Linked DNA regions of Homo sapiens: region 1 is linked to region 2. Evidence: chromatin loops called from intact Hi-C (ENCODE). Cell type or tissue: Calu3. All regions are shown on one strand. Each heading gives the region's core, and the rest is flanking DNA. Links, peaks and the distances in the headings are about the cores only.

Region 1 (5,378 bases), core at 57-5,056, 110 kb after region 2:
TCTCTCCCAGATGGGAGGATGAGGAGACTTGCAAGGAGGGAAAGCGACGGGAGTCTCACCCGGACCACATAGACTCGGACCAGCACATTGATGGGGTCATTGCTCGGGATGCCCTGGAACATGCCGTAGGTGGAGTCGTAGCCGGCTTCCCGGGACACGTCCTCTGGGAGTGGCACTTTGTACACGCAGAGGGAGCCCTGGGCAAGACAAATGTGGGTCAGGGTGTAGGTTTGCCTGGCAAGGGTGGCATTCAAAATAGCTAACAGCACCAGGAGGGCTGGACCCTGATGTGGCAGGGCCTTCACCCTTTAACTGCTGAGTCATGGGAGAGTCCAGGGCTTCTGGAGGCAGTGGCCGGGGCAGTGGTGGGAGGTGAGTGGGGGAACCTGTGGGGGGGGCAAGGGCTGGCGGGTGCTCAGGCTGGGCCCGTGCTCCTGGCCTGACCTTGAAGCGTCCCACAATGCGCTCCTCCTCGGTGGAGCCATCCTCATCATCCCCGGTCTTGCCCCGAAGCAAGTTGAAAGTGTGCAGCCAGTCCTCAAAGTTATCAAACTCGGACTCCAGCTCTTTGGGGTATACCTGAGACAGACCAGGCTGTTAGGGGGCGGCTGCCTGGTCTCTGGCTTTTGTCCTGCCCCACCTGCAGGATCACTGCGCCCCCCTCTTCCCGCCCCCACACACCCTAGAAGGGTCTGCTCCTAGGCTCTCACCTTAAGCTCATCAATCTTGGGTTTCTTCTTCTCGGGGGCCTCGGACCCCTGGCCAGAGCCAGAGCTCTGAGTTTTCTTCTTCTTCTCCTCTTTGGCAGCCCTTGCCTTCTCCTTGCCCTTCATTGACCCCTTCAGGCCTGGCCAGAAGCAGAAAAGGAGGTGGAGCAGAAATGAGCAGAGCAGGAAGGCCTGGATTCGAGACCCAGCTCTGTCGCTAATTTGCTTTACTAACTTAACTCTCGGATGTCCATGTGCTGTCAAATGCAGATAATACTCCCTAGCATGCCCGCCTCATGGAGGTGCTGGGGGCCCCAGTGGGTTTATGCCCGGGAAGGTGTCTGAAGACTGTCTTCATGCCCTTTGGAAGAGAGGGGCAGGAAGGAGCATGGGTTTGGGGGTGGAGGCCTGTTGCTGCGCAGTTCCTTGCCCACTCACTTTCCTCACTAGCTTCCCTCTTCTTGTCCATAATAATAACACTCTGTATTAGCATTTCCCAAACCTCATTCAGTGGAGCACCTGGTGCAGATGCTGCTGGCATGCTTTAGAAGAAAGGGTACTGTGATCCAATAAGCTGGGGAAATATTTTATACTGTGTCTTCCTTTTAGAGATGTATAATAACATTTGCACAGTAAAGGGTATGAAAAGTCCTGCACCAAAACAAGCTGTTTCAATCAGCTTTTCCTAAACTAATTTGACCAAAACTAATTTGTTCCTTCTAGAACATCCATCAATTTTCTTCATGGAAAAGAGTCTGGAAAATGCTGGATGGAATGAGCTCTGAGGTCCCTTCTAGCTCTGATGTTCTGTGGCTCTAAATGTCTGCCCATCACTGTGGGTGCTGAACTGGTCAGAGTAAAAGCCTCCCTGGACAAGGGCCTTAGCCTGCCCAGTACTGCCCATGGATTACTGATGCTGCTTCCCTGGCTACTAAGGCTGGGAGGGCTGGCAGGAGGGAAAAGAGAAGCAGGTGATGAGGTGGGCAGGAGAGCTGACCACCCAGGGGCGGGGAGGAGGAGGCAGAGTTCCAGGTTCCAGGGCTCACCCTCGGTATTGTCCACTTCCTCCTTCTCCTCCAAGTCAATTCCAGAGGGCTCTTGTTGTCGAAGTTGCTGCCAAAAGATGAGATGAAAAGGACAGAAGGTGGGTTTCCTGGGGAGGAGTCTGTTGACCCCAAATTGTGGGCCCAGACCAGTCTTAATGCACTAGAAGTAGAAAATCTTCCCTACTGCATTTCAAGTCCACCATGTGCTCTGCTTAAGTGGGTTAAAAAAAGTTTATAATGTGTACAGTGTGACTAGTGGTACTTAGGGGTTTATGCATCTGTGGCACATATACACCATGGAATACTATGCAGCCATAAAAAAGGATGAGTTCATGTCCTTTGCAGGGACATGGATGAAGCCAGAAACCATCATTCTGAAGAAACTGTCACAAGGACAGAAAACCAAACACTGCATGTTCTCACTCATGGGAGGGAACTGAACAATGAGAACACTTGGACACAGGGAGGGGAACATCACACACCGGGGCCTGTGGTGGTGCTGGGGGAGAGGGGAGGGATAGCATTAGGAGCAATACCCACTGTAAATGACGAGTTAATGGGTGTAGCACACCAACATGGCACATGCATACATATGTAACAAACCTGCACATTGTGCACATGTACCCTAGAACTTAAAGTATAATTTAAAAAAAAAAGAAATAACACCTTGCAATAAATATTTACATTTTCTACTTAAAAAAGTACAGTGCATTTTAATGTTGCTTTTAGTGATATTAATAAATTGTTTTAATGTACAAAAGTATAACAGTAAGAAAATGTACTATATTTTCTTTCACTCAGCACACCCCATCTTACTGGAAACGAGAATAAATCTTACTAGAAACTAGAAACCAGGTTTCAACTAAGTCGCCACCGCCACCTGGTGGCAGTCTGTGAAAATTGCAGGAGTAGAGACGACAACAGGCAGCCTCTTGCAGCTCCAGCCTGGCCAACTTGATGGTGGGAGACGAGACTACCAGTTGTCCTCAATGATCTGTTCTCCTATTTTTACAAGTTTTGCTGAGCACACAGCCACCTTGTGAAAGATTACATTTCCCAGCCTCCTTTGCAGATAAGTGTAGCTAAGGGACTAGATTCTGATCAATGTGAGTGGAAGTCATATGTGCAGCTTCTGGATTGGGCCCTGAAAAAGAAAAGCATATGCCTCATCTCCTCTTTAACCCTTCCTGTGCACTTGAATTAGAACATGATGTTGAGTCACCTCCAACCTTACAGATGTGACAAACAAGAGGTCAGGATCTTAGTCCTTGACACCACTGAGCCACCATACCAGCCTAACCCCCACTCTCTGAGATGTTATGTGAGAAATAAACTGCTGTCTTGTTCACTTCACTCTAACTTGCTACAGCAGCTTAATGTGTGCTCTAATAAATATCACACCTAGCTTGGGTCACAGAAAGGGCCTGGGAGAGGATGTGGCTGGATCAGCTCTGGCCCCACTGAGGAAACACAACTGCAGGCATGTGTCCCTCCTGGTCAGGTGGCCAGTCAGAGCACCCTGAGCTAGGTAGGCAGCGTGGAGAGGACACAAACAAGAAAGCAGAGAAATGCGCTTTCTGGAACTTGCAATCTGGCCAAACAGATGGAACCCACATATGTGTAATAGGGGAAGAATCATTCACGTGCCGATGACCAAGATGTGTAAAATAAAACATTATGAAGAAGAGTCGTAAGGACTACTGATAAGCAGTTGTTCCCTTATGGCCTCTGAGAACATGTTTCTCCTTTTCCACAAAGGTCACCTCCTCTGAGACGCCTTCCCTGATTCCCCCAAGCCATGATTTGCCTTTGTTATCACATAGTCCTCTCTAAGTCTCTGTTTACATGTCCATTTTGCCCAGTAAACCGGAGGCCCATCAGGGCAGGTGTGGCATCTTTTGGCTCCCATAGCACCTAGTATGGAGCCTGGCTCATCGCATATACCCAAGAGGCATTTGTGGAATGAGTCAATGAGGACAAAAGAAAACCAAGCAGGGAAGGTAGATGGGACCATCATCTTGGAAGGTGAGTTCTGAGCTAGGATTTCAAGGATGTGAGACAAAACCATCCCAAACTCACATGAATGGAGTTGGGATCCAGCTCTTGGGGGCCGTGGGAAAGAAGCTGGACAGGAGGGTCTGAGTGTGGAGGGGGTCACCTCCCCTCACCCTACCCGAGGTCTCACCTCCTTCATGGTGTCAATGGAGGCAAAGTACTTGGACCACCAGTCCAGCATGCTCTCGTCTGGCTCCTCCTCCTCTGGCTCCTCCGCAGTGCCCTTCTTCTTCTTCTTCTTCTCCTTCTCCTCCTCAGCCTGCAGGTTGGCCAGGTCCAGAGTCCTACATGGACTCCTCCTGCCTGGACAATCCCGAGAGCCTCCACCCATTCCGCCATCTGTCAGCAGGAAGCCTTGGGCTCCATGAGGCTCTGTGGGGCCACCCATGTCCAAGGGGCAGGGCCTTATTTTATGGAGAAGGTGCCACAGGCCACAGAGTGTTGTGACCTGCCAGTGCGATCCACTCGCCCAAGCAGGACTGGCACCGAGTCCTGCACTCACCCAGCTCTTTTCCACTGCATCTTAGGGGAGGTGTGCTGGCCCAAGCATGCGGGGGCTGGGGCTGGCTCTGTCCCTGATGCTGGACCCTTTGGCCTGACATCATTGCCAATAAAGGACCCTCTCACCCCAGAGCCCCTGCATGGCCCCCACACTCACCACATCCACCTTGACAACAGCTTCAGAAGTCTGCAGAGGAACCAAGGAGACAGGGGCAGAATCAGCCACTGGGGCCTGGAGTGGCAGGCAGTGGCCTAGCACAGGGTGTGTGGAGGAGCCGAGATGGAAATTACTGTGTGCTGGCAGCCCCTGTGCCCGCAAGGCCAACTTTGCATTAATAAGAGCACTCTGACTGGTGAGTCTGCAAAGGGTCTGAGTGAGGATGTTTCTTTGGGTGGCCAAAGGAACAGTGGGCTGTGTTCCAGGCTGGCCCACGTTCTGCCCTTCCCTGTAGGGTCTACAGCTTGTACGCCACTTCCACACCCAACCCCCAGATGGCAGTTCTCTCTCTGGCAGATGAACAGTCCTAGGCCCAAAGCCAGGAGGAATAAGGAGCTTCCACCTGGAAATCCTCCTCTGACCCAGGCCAGGGAAGTGTCATTTGTGAATGGCTGGGATGGAAAACCAGGGACTCTTTGGAAAGGACACTGATGATCTCATAAGGAATCATTACCTATGGTGTCATTTGTTGGAGTAAAAATTATAGCAGGTGATTATAATAAACTGTGATGGCTCACTCTGTCTCTCATACACACATACCACATGCCAGTGCACATGCACACACCCACATGTATGCACGCATGTGCACATACGCACACCGCAAGCATGCATGCACACATATATGCACATACACCACATGCACACATGCACACATGCACATTTACATACCACATGCACACATGCACATATGCACACAAGCGCACATGCACACATATATGCATATATACCACACTCATGCACATTTACCTACCACCCGCATGCATGCACACTGCACACATGCACATATGCATTTACACACCACATGCACACACATATGCACACACCACATGCACATATGCACACCATACGCAT
Region 2 (5,378 bases), core at 123-5,122:
GTGGAGGTTGCAGTGAGCCAAGATCGTGCCACTGCACTCCAGCATGGGAGACAGAGCGAGACTTCATCTCAATAATAATAAAAAAAATTAGTGTCTTTCTCATAAAAGTCCAGATTTCTGGATTCTCTTGAAAAAAAAAAAAAAAACCAGAATATTGGACTATACTGGCCCTGAACTTCCTCTTGACAAGAATCAGCTGATGCTGAATAGTGCTTGCCCTCTTTTTATTTGCTCTCTAATTTGCCACTTCTCTACCAATGCATATGCTTTATGCAGGAATGCTTTGTTCAGTTTACCTGCTAGATCCCTGTGATCCTTGATTTGAAGATACAAGATTGGCAGAACATGGTGACTGACTAGCTGGAGGTGGTGTAGAGGGCCACATAAAAGACGGGGAGGAGTCTAGGATGACTCAGGTTCTGGTAGGATGACTGGGTGGATAGAAGTGGTAGTCACTGAGGCAGGGTTTTATGAAACAGCATACTGTTTTATATATATAATTTTTTAAAAAAATACAATAGTGTTTTGCACAGGTCACTTCTCTTGGATGGGACCACATGAAAGTGTGGCTTATGGACTTGGAATTAAAACAAAGAAAACTTGTAAAGAAATCTCATTTGTGAATGAGTTGTCCTCTATTAGAGGACATTTCTGTAAAAATTTCAAAGATACGAACACTTTTCCTTTTAGAGCCTCAATAGAACATGAGAAATTCTTGATATTTTGATTTTCATTTATTATGACTACAAGCTGACTACAATACAATATGTTAATTATGGCATTGCCTGGATCCATTACAGTTAATTGAAGCATAACTTATCTTTAATTGTACCTTTGTCACCTTGACTAGATTTGGGGAACTGCCCTCTGTTCCCTGTAAGTACATTAATAAGGCTTGAAATGTATTCTAGTTGTCTTAGATAGTGATTTATATATGTCTGGCAGAAAGAATTATTTCTGCAGTTGGCAGAGACAAGAAGGATGGGTGGAAAACTGCAGAAGGGGAGAGATTTAGTGGTAAGAAGATGGCTACTACATTTTTAGGTGCTATTTGGAGGAAACATCTTGAATTGGATCTTTTACTGCCTTCTGAAATAACAGTTCACTGATGATGGCTTGTTTCTCTAACTGCTGTAGTGCTTAAATATTAAGAAATTCTTTGCTAAATAAGAGTTTGCCTACTGCATACGGGAAACTCGGGGAAAGGTGTGCCATTCAAAGACACCCGTGGGAACCAAGGCACAGAGACTGGAAAGACCCTGGTATGTTAGAAGCACAAGGAAGTGGCGGGTGTGTAAGTGACCAGGCCGAGCCTTGGGAGCTCAGTGAGGGAAAGCATTATCATCATAAATACTGAATAACAATAATAATGATAGCAAACATTTATATATTGTATACTCTGTGCCAGGCACTGCTTTAAGTGCTTTATGTGTATTATCTCATTTAATATTCACAACTGCCATCTGAGAAAGAGGTACTATTTTCCCTGTTTCACCGAGACACTGAAAATTTAAGTAATTTGCTCAGGGTCCCACAGCTCGTAAGTGGTGGAGCTGAGATTTGAACTCAGGCAATCAGTCTGGAGTCCATGTTCTTCCTGCTATTCTGCCTCTCAAAACTAAGAGTGAAATATAAACTCTGCCTTGTAGGTACTGGCTGTTTGTTTTTGTTTTTTTGTTTTGTTTTTGTTTTTTCGAGACTCTCGCTCTGTCGCCCAGGCTGGAGTGCAGTGGTGCGATCTCGGCTCACTGCAAGCTCCGCCTCCTGGGTTCACGCTATTCTCCTTCTTCAGCCTCCCGATTAGCTGGGACTACAGGCGGCCGCCACCACGCCCGGCTAATTTTTTGTTTTTTTTTTTTAGTAGAGACGGGGTTTCACCGTGTTAGCTAGGATGGTCTTGATCTCCTGACTTCATGATTCGCCCGCCTTGGCCTTCCAAAGTGCTGGGATTACAGATGTGAGCCACCGCGCCTGGCGGTACTGGCTGTTTTTGTGTAAGATATATAAACATTAGAATAAAGACCTTCAATGGCATGCTTAATTGGATGTGTATCTAATGTACGCAGATGGGGAAAATGTAGTGGAAAAAACCTGATTTTGTTTACTCTTTCCCTGGTTTAAAATTATTAGTAGGGGCAAGCGGGCCTGAATTTACTAGTCTTGCATTTAGTTGAGCATAAAGACCATTTCATTTATGATTAGCTCTATTTGAGATAAAAGGCTTTTGATTAAATAATTAGCTTTTGGACTAATATTACGTTAAAAAGTTTCCACATACCAGCTGTGTGATACTTAGCAGGTAACTTAATCTAACCAGGTTTCCTCATCTGTGAAATGGAGTAGTACCTACCCCATAGGATAATTCTGAAAACTGAATGAGTTAAAATTTATAAAGTGCCTGGCACATAGTGCTGTATAAGTGCTGAGTAAATAAATAAAACTTGACATTTGTGATTCCCTGCACAAATGAACATTGGCTAGCATATAATATATCCACACTTATACACATCCCTGGTGGTTATACCAAGAGAAACTATTTTCAGATAGGAAGTGAAGGGTGGCAACGTAATGGACAGCTGGAAAGAGTAATAAGGAGTCTGTCTAGCTTGGGTCCCCCAGATAGTCTTTGGCTTCAGATTTCTTCTGAAAAGAATAATTATATGTAATAGCACAGAGACAATAAATAATTTTTCTCAAATACTGCACCCTATTTAAGAGTCAGCAGTGGCTTCCATGTGTTTGATATCCAAATTCCTCAGCAAAGATTTCAAGTTCATTCACTAAATGACGCCTCCTTTTGCCATATCTTCTCATCTTGTTAGAGCTTACTTAAAGTCTAGCAAGCAAACCTGTTTGTCATCATGACTTGCTTGTATTTGTCTCATTGCTCTAATTCTCCAGTCTCCTATTGCCACCCTCCTCTCTCCGACTTGTTAGATGTAAACGACGGTATTCACTGAAATTAGATCTCCTTGCTCAATGAGTCATGTTCTCTGTGGGCGTAGTTCTTCAAGTCTCTCTCTCTCTCTCCCTTTTTTTTTTTTTGAGAGAGTGTCTCGCTCTGTTGCTTAGGCTGGAGTGCAGTGGCACTATCACGGCTCACTGTAGCCTCAACCTCCCCAGGCTCAGGTGATCCTCCCACTTCAACCTCTCAAGTAGCTGGACTACAGTCATACGCCACCACACCTGGCTCATTTTTGTATTATTTTGTAGAAATGGGGTTTCTCTGTGTTTCCCAGGCTGGTCTTGAAGCTCTGGGTTCAAGCTATCTGCCTATCTCAGCCTCCCAAAGTGCTGGCATTATTGGCGTGAGCCACCTTGCCTGGGTGAGCCAGCATTCCTGGCCTCAAGTCTTGTATTGATTAAAAGTACATTAAAAAACTTTTTATTTCTGTCCTAGGGTTAATTATCCTTCCCCCTACTTTTTTTGTATTTTAAGTTTAGCGATGTTTTGTTTTAATTAGAAATAAGATCTCCCTCTGTTGCCCAGGCTGAAGTACAGTGACATGTCATAGCTCATTGCAGCCTCAAACTCCTGGGTTCAGGTGATCCTCCCACTTCAGCCTCCTGAGTAGCTGGGACTACAGGCGTGTACTACCATGCCTGGTTAATAGATAGTAGAGCATTACTTGGGGCAGTGGACTCAGTGTGATTACTAAGTTGTCCAGAGCTCAGTATTTAGTGCAAAGATGTGTCAGTTCAGTTTTCTTATTGGTACATAGAAGGGATTTAAATACATGTATAAAGGACATACTTTTAGGTCCAAGAAGGTGTTTTCATAGTTTTCCTTATGTTAGAGCCAATTTCCTTCTTAAATTAAGGGGGACTCATTTCTAATCTTCTCAAAAATGGACACTTCACAGCATATTTAGAAAGTATTTTACAAGTCATTGTACTGCTCCTAGACTAAACCCATAATTGTCACTTGCCTGATAAACTATAATAGTTTCTAACTGGTCTCTAGTTTGTACTTTACCCCCTTCAAGTCCATTTTCTACATCATGTTCAGAATGGTCCTCTTAAGGACCATTTTTTGTTCTTAGAATAAAATCCAACTCCCTGTGGTCCTGCCAGGTGATGTCTGCCCACCTTTCCAGTCTCATTTTATATCACCCTTCTTTATGATGCTGGAGCTCCATTGGCCTTCCTTCAGCATTTCTGATACTTCTGTTGGTGGTCTTTGTACATGTTATTGTTCTCCTGCCTTGAAGGTGTTTCTTGGCATGTATTACATCCCTACCTCCACACACACACACACGTGAGTCATACAGTCTTTCGTTTTCTCTCTCTTTTCCTTTTTAGGTAAAAATTACATATAAATACTGTAATACATTAAGATCTTAAGTGTATAATTTACTGCTTTATTACATGTGTATATACCCATGTAACCACCACCCAGCTCAAGATACAGAATTATTTCTAGTGCCTCAGAAGGTCCCCATCAGTCCCTCTCACCAAACTACTGTTAGGACTTCTTTTGCCATAAATCAATTCTGTTTTTGAACTTCATATAAGTGGAATCTATGAAAGCACATTGTCTTTAGCCTTCCACTCACTACTGTGTCTCATACATTCTTTACCTGACTGCCTTCTCATCTAGGACTCAGCTTAAATGTCGCCTTCTAGAAGCTGCCTCTGACCACTCTGACTAGGCACACTTCCTGCTCCACTTGTTCTCTTCTTTTTTGGGAGCTGGTTACCATCTTTACTAGCCTCCTAAGGCTGCCATAAAAATTACCACACACTGAGTGGCTTTAAACAACAGAATTTTAATTCTCTCATAGTTACGGAGGCTAGAAGTGTAGAAAAACAAGGTATTGGCAGAGCCACACACCCTCCAAAAGCTCTAGGCGAGAATCCTTCCTTGCCTCTATTTCAGCTTCCAGTAGCTCCTGGCCTGCCTGGGCCTGTGGCAGCGTAACTCCAAGCTTGCCCTCCCTCTTCATATGGCCTTCTTCCCTGTGTTTCTGTCCCCTTGTCCTCTTCTTACATAATACTCGGATAATTCCCTTTGTAGTATTTATCACAAATTGTGTACATGTGGTTATTTTTTAAGGGGTGTGGGGAGCAGTGTCTTGCTTTGTTGCTGATATGCTTTGGCTGTGCCCCCACCCAAATCTCACCTTGAATTGTAGCTCCCATAATTCCCACGAATTGTGGGAGGGACCCATTCGGAGAAATTGAACCATGGGGGCGGTTTCCTCCATACTGTTTTTGTGGTAGTAAATAAGTCTCATGAGATCTGATGGTTTTATAAGAGGAAACCCCTTTTGCTTGGCTCTCATTCTCTTTGCCTGTCGCCAAGTAAGACATGCCTTTCGCCTTCCACTATGATTGTGAGGCCTCCTCAGCCACATGGAACTGTGAGTCCATTAAAC

Evidence for each region. Peaks named below come from ENCODE experiments on the same cell type or tissue, not always from the same donor. Only the 100,000 strongest peaks of a DNase experiment are listed, where the experiment ranks them.
Region 1: a loop joins it to region 2, with 2.7 times the contacts of the local background. A loop is called at or near these places in 11 of 110 quality-filtered maps.

Annotation. Positions count from the first base shown.
Region 1 is chr2:26,466,655-26,472,032 of GRCh38, forward strand. It overlaps OTOF (otoferlin), which reads right to left. Exons shown (of 47, transcript NM_194248.3): 31 at 4,467-4,496; 32 at 3,939-4,067; 33 at 1,754-1,820; 34 at 711-847; 35 at 445-579; 36 at 60-197. Among named protein-coding and RNA genes, the nearest start is that of DRC1, 67 kb to the left of the region's middle. In Calu3, for the core only: a CTCF peak has its summit at 2,626 (motif pointing left); a DNase peak (open chromatin) is centred at 2,637.
Region 2 is chr2:26,352,714-26,358,091 of GRCh38, forward strand. The region is part of intron 1 of SELENOI (selenoprotein I); the gene reads left to right. Among named protein-coding and RNA genes, the nearest start is that of ADGRF3, 8.6 kb to the left of the region's middle. In Calu3, for the core only: no CTCF peak of the experiment used is centred there; a DNase peak (open chromatin) is centred at 2,988.